Regions from separate parts of the Homo sapiens genome. Here regions 2 and 3 are each linked to region 1. The links are chromatin contacts, found by Hi-C or POLR2A ChIA-PET in ENCODE. All regions are on one chromosome and are shown on one strand. Each heading gives the region's core, a stretch centred on a gene start or an enhancer-like site at or near the end of the contact. The rest is flanking DNA. Distances are from core to core; before and after follow the strand shown.

Evidence for each region. A loop is a pair of places that touch in the nucleus more often than their neighbours do. ChIA-PET counts read pairs that join two places held with the same protein, here RNA polymerase II (POLR2A). Pooled maps may share reads with other maps.
Region 2: a pooled map shows a loop between it and region 1 (5-fold over the local background). The contact joins the enhancer-like site here to the promoter of PARP3 in region 1. A Hi-C loop is called at or near these places in 1 of 37 single-sample maps with no recorded cell type and 7 of 50 pooled maps. POLR2A ChIA-PET finds 5 or more read pairs at or near these places in 2 of 52 experiments (PC-3 and activated B cell).
Region 3: a map of naive thymus-derived CD4-positive, alpha-beta T cell shows a loop between it and region 1 (27-fold over the local background). The contact joins the promoter of DNAH1 here to the promoter of PARP3 in region 1. A Hi-C loop is called at or near these places in 1 of 168 maps with a recorded cell type or tissue (naive thymus-derived CD4-positive, alpha-beta T cell), 1 of 37 single-sample maps with no recorded cell type and 7 of 50 pooled maps. POLR2A ChIA-PET finds 5 or more read pairs at or near these places in 1 of 52 experiments (H1).

The regions. Positions count from the first base shown.
Region 1 is chr3:51,941,113-51,943,812 of GRCh38, reverse strand. PARP3 (poly(ADP-ribose) polymerase family member 3) reads right to left here and starts at 1,450. Exons shown (of 11, transcript NM_001003931.4): 1 at 1,105-1,450; 2 at 275-459. The coding sequence starts at 457. RRP9 (ribosomal RNA processing 9, U3 small nucleolar RNA binding protein) reads left to right here and starts at 1,909. Exons shown (of 15, transcript NM_004704.5): 1 at 1,909-2,032; 2 at 2,322-2,404. The coding sequence starts at 1,946. RefSeq lists enhancers at 1,445-1,774, 1,899-2,547.
Region 2 is chr3:52,251,721-52,255,314 of GRCh38, reverse strand. It overlaps WDR82 (WD repeat domain 82), which reads left to right. Exons shown (of 9, transcript NM_025222.4): 9 at 1-881. Among named protein-coding and RNA genes, the nearest start is that of PPM1M, 7.8 kb to the right of the region's middle. RefSeq lists an enhancer at 1,565-1,884. Within about 2 kb of position 1,899, at least 17 of the 41 ENCODE cell types and tissues checked have a DNase peak (open chromatin) inside an H3K27ac peak, as active enhancers do.
Region 3 is chr3:52,315,007-52,318,504 of GRCh38, reverse strand. It overlaps DNAH1 (dynein axonemal heavy chain 1), which reads right to left and starts at 2,186. Exons shown (of 78, transcript NM_015512.5): 1 at 1,960-2,186. RefSeq lists a silencer at 566-795 and an enhancer at 734-1,672.

The DNA of each region.
Region 1 (2,700 bases), core at 201-2,700:
ACATGGGCAAGCGCCCAGGAGACTGATGTAGTCACAGCCTTTCCCTAAGTGCGGTGGGAGGAGGCCTGCATGGGGTCTGAAGGGCAGATGTGACCCGCCTGGACCTGACGGGACACAGCCCTGATGTCTGGGGTCAGGAGAACATGGCCTTGCTCTGGCGCTTACCTGGGGGCCTTGGGCTCCAAAACCAGAACAGAGTCCTAAGGGGGTGGCCTGGGTGTGTTTGTGCTTATCAGTGGGCAGGCTCTGGGCCTGACTGGGGACTGCAGCTCACCTGGGTCCCGGGGTTGCTGCTGAGTGGACATGTTGGATCCACGCGGATTATGCGCTTCTCTGCGGGTATGGCCTTGAGGGCCTCAGCGGTGGAGCGGAAGGGGTCCTCCTCCCTTCCTGCCTGCCGGCCCTTCTTCTTCTCAGGGCCCTCAGTCTGTACCCAGGGCTTCGGCTTTGGAGCCATGGCTGTCCTGGGGCACAGAGAGGCCCTTAGGCCTCCATGGTCTCCTCATCCCCAACGACCCACTCTCAGTCCCCACCCCTGCCCTGGGCCAGCACAGCACCAACTTGCCCCACCCCGGGTTGGCCCTTCGGTGGCCTCCCACTGCATCCTGTGTCCACTCTGACGGCATTCCCAGCCCCAGACCACACCCAGCTCTTTGTCACTCAGAAACACCCCTTTCCCCAGTCCCAAGTGCAAGGTTAGGACTCTGTCCAGTCTGCCCACTCTGGTCAACAGGGTCTGCCTGGCTCCCTACCCTCTGCAGCTCACCTGTGTGTCCTGAGGGGTAGGGAAAGTGAAAGGAGGCTCTCTCTCTTCCACTTCGGGGCTCCTCCCCCTGTGTCAGCTAGTTCAGCCCTGGCATGGTTGCCGGGCCGAGTCACCGAGCTATGGGGGAGGGTGGGCAGAGGATCCTGGGGGCAGGATTCTTGGGGCCAGATTATCCTCCCGGAGCTTAGAACCCAGAGCTGTAGAAGCCCTTCCCAATGGACTCAAGAGTTCTGAGGAGCCAGAACTCCGGATCAGTGGCCTTGAACTGATAGAGGGCAAAGGCCAGTCCCACCAGGCCTTGCCCTGCCCTGCCGTGGGCAGGACCATAGGACACTCACCCAAGAAAAGCAGGGACATGGGAGAGGTCCTGGCTGCCACCCGGCCTGGTTGTGTGCGCCTCCCAGGGCAGTCCCAGGTCTAGCAACTCTCCATGAGCCTCAGGCGTGAATTAGGGAGAGAATTCCCAACAATCGCCAGAGGCCGGGGATGAGCTTGTGTGGGGGATTAGACATCGGCTATTTGGCCACCAGTGGGGTGAAGCAGAGGCTGGGGCAGGCCGAGTCAGGCGACCAGTCCCACGGACGGGTGGACACTCGATCTGGCATATCCAAGGCCGGGGCAGTCGCGTCCGTAGCGCTGCTCATGTGGCCGGGGCCTGCAGCACGCATCTGCCGGTCGCGCGGTGACCTTGGGCCCGGATACAGACGCAGCCTCCCTCTCCCCGGGGCTGCTTGGATCCCCGTTGGGTCTAGCGCCGGGCTGCCCATGGAGGGGAGGAGTCACGTTCCAGAACGCGAAAGGGCGCCGCGTCTCTGGCGCCCCCCAGCGGCCAAGGGGCGCAAACACAGAGAAGGCTCTTGCTCCGACTTCGAAGTGGGCCAGCAGCAGAGCGCAAGCGCCACAGCATCAGGCCGGAAGCGCCGTGGAGATGCGGGCTTCCTACTCGAGCCTGGTGCGGGAGCCTAGGAACTTCAGGAGGCGGGGCTACAAGCGTGCATCCTATGGGTGCCTGGGGGCGTGGCAGAGCCTGCAGAAGGACCCAATGGAGCAGTAGGAGGCGGGGCCCGGCGGGCGGTGGAAGCCTATCAATACGCGGGGTCTTGCCAGGCGGCTGGGGAGCTGGGAGGGTTCAGCTGCCACGTGAGTTCTGCGGCCGCTGCTACACGCCTGGTGGGCAGCATGTCGGCAACAGCGGCTGCTCGTAAGCGGGGAAAGCCGGCCTCTGGGGCCGGGGCTGGCGCGGGGGCCGGCAAGCGGCGGCGAAAGGTGAGCATGGCGCTTCTGAGGGCCGCGGTCAGCCCTGCTACTGGGACAACCGTCATCCCATCCAGGGGACCTGGGTCCCGGCCCTTCCCCAGCCCTTCGCCCTGGACCCCTGCTGGAGTCAGCTTCGTCCCTCTCTCCGCGGGCCAAATCCTAGAAAGCCGTTCGCTTAACCCGGGAACCACCGCCTTCCCCATTCCTGGGGTTCTGAGGGAACCGAGGGGGGGGGGCCCTTGGTCAATGCCAGGGTGGTCTGGACCCCTGACCAAAGAAAAGACCGTATAATTCCCAGGCCGACTCTGCGGGGGACAGGGGCAAATCCAAGGGTGGCGGCAAGATGAATGAGGAGATCTCCAGCGACTCTGAGAGCGAGAGGTGAGCTATTCTTTTCCACATAGTGGGAGGGAAAACTGAGTCCCATGGTGCACGGAAGACTGAGTGAGTCCGAACAGAACTGAGCCTAGAATCCAAGACTCTGTCCCTTGGCTCTGAGATCGTGGCTGTTTCCTTTAGTTTCTGGTCCTGCAAAGTCTTGTTTCTGCGAGGTCTCTGGGTGGGAAGGACCCTGGGCCCCAATCCGAGGCCATTGAGACCTCCTTAGGTTTTGGCAGGGACTGGACTGATTGAGAAATTGCAGGAAAACAGAACAAAGCTGTCAAGTATTTCTTGCA
Region 2 (3,594 bases), core at 650-3,149, 310 kb before region 1:
GGAAAATGATTGTATTTGAGTTCCTGTGTGTCCAAAACTGAGCACCATGTTCTTTGAAAACATGCCACCTCAAGGCTGGGCGCGGTGGCTCACACCTGTAATCCCAGCACTTTGGGAGGCCGAGGCGGGCGGATCACCGGAGGTCGGGAGTTTGAGACCAGCCTGACCAACATGGAGAAACCCCATCTCTACTAAAAATACAAAATTAGCCGGGCGTGGTGGCATGCGCCTATAATCTCAGCTACTTGGGAGGCTGAGGCAGGAGAATTGCTTGAACCCAGGAGGCGGAGGTTGCGGTGAGTTGAGATCGTGCCATTGCACTCCGGCCTGGGCAACAACAGCAAAACTCCGTCTCAAAAAAAAAAAAAAAAAAATGCCACCTCACAGTCTCTATCGTTGGGCCCTGTGGTTGCAAAGCTGCCTCCTGAATTAAGAAGGAAAGGGAAAAGATATAGCTGGAAGCGAGTGGAAGAGATGCTGAGGGCTGGGGCTGCACAGACGTGCTCAGCAGGGCTACAGGTGCTCAAGCCCTATTGGGGATGGGTGGGGAGTGGGGCAGCGGCGTTTGCCACCTTAAGAATTGGGGCCAAAGCCACTGATGTTTATTTGACAGTGACACTGCACTGGGTACTTAAAGAAATTATTTCCCGTTGTAATTATAATTACTGCTTATTAAGGAAAATATGGGAATTTTAGAAAGAATCAAGTTTGCCACCCAAATGCTACCACTGTTAATCTTTTGGTGTTAAATGTTCCCCCTAGACATTTCTGTGCATAGATTTTTGGTGTGTTTACATAGTCGTTATTCTGTATATACAATTTTATGTCCCTTTTGTACTTAACGTATAAACATTTTTTCCATGTTACAGTCTTAAACAGAATTTTATGGCTGCAGCCTCTTCGATTTGAGTTTCTGTAGCATGGTTTGCCTGGTTCCCAGAGCTGGAGGGAGGCTTGGGTTGTCTCCTGTTAGTTCTGGCTCACACTGCAGCTTGCTGTAATGCTGTGTAGACGGATTGCTGGGCTCCCTGGGACTGCCTCTGACTGCCCCTTGGTAACTAAGATTTATGGGCTGGTGGGAGGAACCCCTAGAACCAGCCTTCAACCCCAGGCTGTAATAGCCATAGAGCCAGCAATGACTGACGGGGCAAGGCAAGCCTGAGCCAGCCTGAATCTTCGGAGACTGTCTGGCACTTACCTCAGGCTGCCTTGCATCCTCTACTGTTTACTCAACCCTTCACCAGATTGACAACCTCTAGTTGGAATATGTTTTGTCCTGCTAGACCCTGGTTTCAGGAAGGCAAGAATACTGGAGTCTCTCTGAGGCCCCAGCACCCAGTCTGGCAGAAGGCAATTGCTTTGGTAACCCATTTGCCTGGAGGCTGCTGCTCTAGCTCAGCATTCTCAGAGCTGTAGAACCTGCTTCCTGCTCTTGCCTCGCCCTCTCTGGACCAGAGAAGAAAACCTTGGGCCTGCCACATTTTCACATTGCTCATGGGACTCTGCAACAGTGGCGGAGGGAACATCCTAGCTTGTGTGTGACAGGCCATGCACAGGCTCTTCTGACACTACGTACGTAGGAAGAGACCCCCTCCTGGCCTGGTGGGAGGACTGCTGCCGTGTTCAGCTCTGCTGGGAGACATGAACAAGTAGGTAAGCATGGCTGCCCTTAGAGCAGCCACTCTGGTCTCTGTCCTGCTCGCAACTGAAAGACCTACTTCACCCACCCCCCAGGCTTCATTCAGCCTTGTGACGTGAGGAACAACAGCAGGCATGGTAGCAAGCTAGGCAAGCAGGCTGTGGGGGCGAGCTGGCTCAGCAGTTGATGTGGGTAAGAGAAGCAGGCACAGGATGCTGCCCACCCTTTTTTTTTTTTTTGCTCAGGCGGAGTGGTGAGGTAGTGGAGGCTGTGGTGAGGAAAGAGGAAGTGACACTCCTACAGGCTGGTAGGACAGCACTCAAGCTGCCTGGCTAGAGGAGTCCTAGCAAGACTACCATAGGGCCTAGCTGTGGACAGGTTCAACCCTGAAGTCCTGCACTGTGGAATATAGCAGTGGGAAATATCTGATGCAGTTTTTCCAGTCTTCCCTGGAGAATGTGTAGGAAATGAAATCTAGAGTTAATGGGTAGGAAAGGGGGTCTGAGGCTGGGTGCAGTGGCTCACGCCTGTAATCCCAGCACTTTGGGAGACCGAGGTGGGTGGATCACCTGAGGTCAGGAGTTTGAGACCAGGCTGGCCAACATGATGAAACCCCATCTCTACTAAAAATATTGGGTGTGGTGGTGTGTGCCTGTAATTCCAACTGTTCAGGAGGCTGAGGCAGGAGAATCACTTGAACCCAGGAGGCTAGAGGTTGCAGTGAGCTGAGATGGCACCATTACACTCCAGCCTGGGCGACAAGAGTGAAGCTCCATCTCAAAAAAAAAAAAAAAAAAGCCGGGGTGGGGTGGGTTCTGAGAGCCTCTCAGTTGAGTTAATTATACAGGTTTTACCATTGGCTCTGCGACCTGTTGGATATTCTTCTTGGCTGCAATTTTGGGCTGTCAGTTGCCTGGTGAGAGAATTCACCTAAATTATAAAGTAGGAGTAAATCAGAGAAGGGTCAAGTAAAGCTGAGGTCATGAAGGTGGTTTGCCTTGTAATTCAATAGATACTTCCTGAGCACTTGAGCTTTGGTACGTTCTAGTTGACAGCATGGCTGTTTTTGTTTTGTTTTGTTTTTGAGACAGTTTTGCTCTTATTGCCCAGGCTGGAGTACAACGGTGCGATCTTGGCTCACTGCAACCTCCGCCTCCCGGGTTCAAGCGATTCTCCTGCCTCAGCCTCCCGAGTAGCTGGGATTACAGGCATGTGCCACCACACCTGGCTAATTTTGTATTTTTAGTAGAGACAGGGTTTCAACATGTTGGTCAGGCTGGTCTCAAACTCCGGACCTCAGGTGATCTGCCTGCTCAGCCTCCCAAAGTGCTGGATGACACACCTGAGCCACCAGGCCTGGCCCCATTTTTTTGTTTGTTTTGTTTTGTTTTGAGACAGAGTCTCACTGTGTTGTCCAGGCTGGAGTGGAGTGGCACAATCTCCCCTCACTGCAACCTCCACCTCCTGGGTTCAGGTGATCCTCCCACCTCAGCCTTCCAAGTAGCTGGGACCACAGGCATATATCACCATGCCCTACTAATTTTTTGTATTTTTGATAGAGATGGGGTTTCACCATGTTGTTCAGGATGGTCTCAAACTCCCGAGCTCAAGTGATCTACCTGCTTCAGCCTCCCAAAGTCCTGGGATTACAGGCATGAGCCACTGTGCCCCAGCCAAGATGACAGCATAGTCTTTTTGGAGAAGATGAACTAAGCTGCTTATTAAACAGCAAGCCCTAAGGCCCTAACTTTTATCCAGCTAATTATAGCTTTATAGAAATCTGCATTCAAAAGTAAGTGAAAAAGTCACAGTGTACATCTGTAATTCCAGCTACAGGCTGGGAGGACTGCTTGAACCCAGCAGTTTGAGACTATCCTGGGCAAAATAGACCCTGTCTCATTACTTTTTATTTTTAGTTTTTTGAGATGGAGTCTCGCTCTGTTGCCCAGGCTGGA
Region 3 (3,498 bases), core at 937-3,436, 370 kb before region 1:
GAAAGGAATGAAGTTGACCTCTGTAACAACTCTGGTAGGGATCTGGAGAAGGATTGGGTAGCTGATGGGACTGCCACGTGCTCAGCATGGGGATGGGGCCCAAAAACTGGTCTGGCAAGTACAGGACTTCACTGCAAGGCTGTTTGAAGTGCACCTCCAGGCCGGGCGCAGTGGCTCACGCCTGTAATCCAAACACTTGGGCCCAGGCGGGCGGATCACCCGAGGTCAGGAGTTTAAGACCAGCTTGGTCAACAGGGTGAAACCCCGTCTCTACAAAAACACAAAAATTAGCCGGCATGATGGCGGGTGCGTATAATCCCAGCTATTCAGGAGGCTGAGGCTGGAGAATCGCTTGAACCCGGGAGGTGGAGGTTGCAGTGAGCCGAGATCGCGCCATTGCACTCCAGCCTGGGCGACAGAGCGAGACTCCGTCTCAAAAATAATAAAATAAAGTGCACCTCCCTTCTTTCCCCCTGGCCAAGGCTCAGCAACCAGACTCCTGGGAGACCCCATTCCCCACCCTCGTCCACTCGCCCTCCGCGCCTTTTCGAGGTCCCGCTGCCCGCGCTGGCCCCGCAACCCCTCCGCCTCACCGACGTACCGGTTCCACCGAGCAGTGCGGGGATGCATCAGCCCCGTCTCTAGGGAGGGACGCTAGGCCGTTGCTAAGGGGCGGGGCCATCCGGCACCGCAGGGCGGGAGCTTCCGTCCGCGAACCTCCCCAGCCTGAACCCTTACCTACCCACCAACTCCAGGTCTCGGTTACTTCCGCCCAGGACAGTGGGACTGGGATGTTCCAGCATATGCCCCGATCGGCAGGATTAGGGCCGACCAGGGAGCGTCACTCTTCTAGGCTCCATTACCCACCCATCTTCCCTCCTGTGCCCTTTTAGAGTAAGCAGCGAAACAGCTAAATGCAGCGTGAGAACTTTGATTAAATCCTGATTTAAATACATATACATATGTAAATAATTTGGGGAGGAATAATTGAAGAAATTTACGAACTGGAAGTTGGCATTTAAGCCACAGCTGCGGGACAGCTGGTCAGGGCACTGAGGAAAAGGTGGGTTCTGGTTCTCCTGGGGCTTGGCTCACAAAGCCACACCCACCCATTGCACGGTGACTCCACTCAGGCCGCCGCTTCCGCTGGGCAGCGGATGCGCCCGACACCCCTCGGCTCGGGCGCCCACCCTCTGATGCCCCTCATCTGCTCTCAGCACCTGGCATGGGTTCAGGTTTTGATCTTCCTGCCCTATTCTGAATATTGAATTATTGTTAATTTTCTTAGATGTGATAATGCTACTGTGGTTGTATCAGACTGTCCTTAGTTGACGTGGCCTGAAGTGTTTGAAGAAACACGTCAGAATGTCCGCTACAATTTCCTTTCAAATGGTTCAGCAAAAATTATACATATAGGTAAGCATAGCTAGATAAAAAGACAAAGAGGAGATAAAGCAAAAGTGCTGCAATATAACAATTAGGGAATCTGAAGGTCACAGATGTCCATGTACTAGTCTTCCAATTTTTTCTGTAAGGGAAAGAAGTGGTTTACAAACCAAAAGAACCAAAAGAAAAACATCACCCCATCTGTACCTGAGAACCCCTGCCCACAGCCTTCTCAAAACTGGCCCCATTTCACAGATGGGGAAACAGACTTGCTGAGACGGTTAGTACTAGGGGAGGTCATAGGCCCTGATGTTGAATTTTACTTGGCATTTTAGTCGTGCTGGCTTGGTGCCAGGCCTGTTGCTGGGCACTAAGTGTCTGGAACTGAACTGGACCCTATCCCCACCATAAAGTGTATTGAGTGGGAAAGATGGAGAGGCCAGGCCATGAGGAACCTAGAGGCAGGGTGTAATCTATGCCTGGAGACAGTGGTTCAGCCCTTGCACAGGCTTCTGCTTCCTCTGTCTAGAACCTGTCTCCATCCACTCCTGCATCTGGCGGACTCCTACTCACCCTTCAAGACCTGATGGTGGTGCAACCTTTCCTGAATCCAAACTGTGGTTTTATTTTTCTTGTTGGCATTCACACAGGTACTCAGTGATCACTGCAGAAGGAAGAAAGGACTGTGAGGGGAACTGGAGGCAAGGTGTCCACAGCTCTTAGAAGGGACAAGGACTCCATAGCCCTGTTTAGGGCAGTCTGGCTGCTCAATGGGTCTGCGTATAGGTTGGGTACCCCCCTTGGCCTGTAGAGAGGCACCTGCTTCCCTGCTTTTGCCTGGCACTTCCCACACTAGGTACAGCTGTCCAAAAAGCTGCAGCATCTATCCGGGTTGCCATGGCAACATCAGCCTATGGTGGGATGTCAGGGATGAGAGGGGCAGAATGCTAATCCTGGAAAGTTGCCAAGCAACACAGTGGGCTGGTGACATCACAGGGGCTGTGGCTGCTGGACAGATGGACAGGCCACAGCTGAAAGGGTCCACTCTCAGGAGGCCCAGCTCACAGAACCACTCACTGCTTACCATGTGATGGTCACTGCTGTTTCTCCCAACTGGAGAATGGACTTGAGGGGTGGGGGTCGGGGGTGCTGCTTTTACCAGCAGCCCTGCCAGCTCCACTTCGCCCCTCTTCAAGGGCGGGCTGTGGATATGACTGCCTCCCTCCTCCCTGGAAGGACACCGTGAGTCAGTCCCTGTTCTCCTGGGTCTCAGGGGCTACCCTCTAATGTGCTGTCTTCTCCCATGGCTGCGCAAGGGTTCAGGCTTTGGTCTTCCTGCCCTGTCCTGAAGGCCACCATACTTACCTTGCTCCCTGGGAAAGGAGCAGGGGGCTGAGCCATGACCCACTGGACTCCTGCCCCTCTTGTGATGGGAGGGCCATCTTTTGCCCTGAATAAGCTGGAAGAGAGGTCAGCCTTACCCTTGTTGAAATGGGAGGACTAGGTTTCTACAAGAGTTGGGGAGTCACTGCCCATCTCTTACTCAGATCCCCCTTGCTGAGGACTCTGGTGGCCTGGAAGCTGGGGGATTGGGGCAGATGGGCTGCTTAGGATGCCCTGGCCCAGGGCCATGCCTTTCCAGCATGGAGTCTGAGGTCATGGCAAGTCTGCACACCCCCTCCCCTGTGTCTCCTTGCTGGCTGAGATGGGAGCAATGCTTCACTGGCTGCAGAGATGAAAGCCCCTTGTGAATGGGCAGCAGAATGGGCCCTTCATGTGGCTGGCCAGCCAGAACGGAAGGTGACAGGCATCCAGACTGAGTGGCTGAGCTACCCGCTCCCCACCTGTCCCCAGCCTCCCTCTTGGGCCCCCAGGATCTTCCTCTGATTTTCTAGGCCTGGAGCTCTGAGCTATGCCACAAGAAAGTGAGTTGCAGGCATCGGGGGCGGGGGGTGTCAGAGAAGGGAATGGGTGAGGTCTACGATTCACTGCCTCCCCAGGCCTCCCCGACATAAGCCTCCCTGCCATTGCTCAGCTGCCCTCAGCAGTTCTGACCAGCATAATCATTTCTTTGATGAATAAAAATGGAGAAAATTTAATTCTCCTTTGATC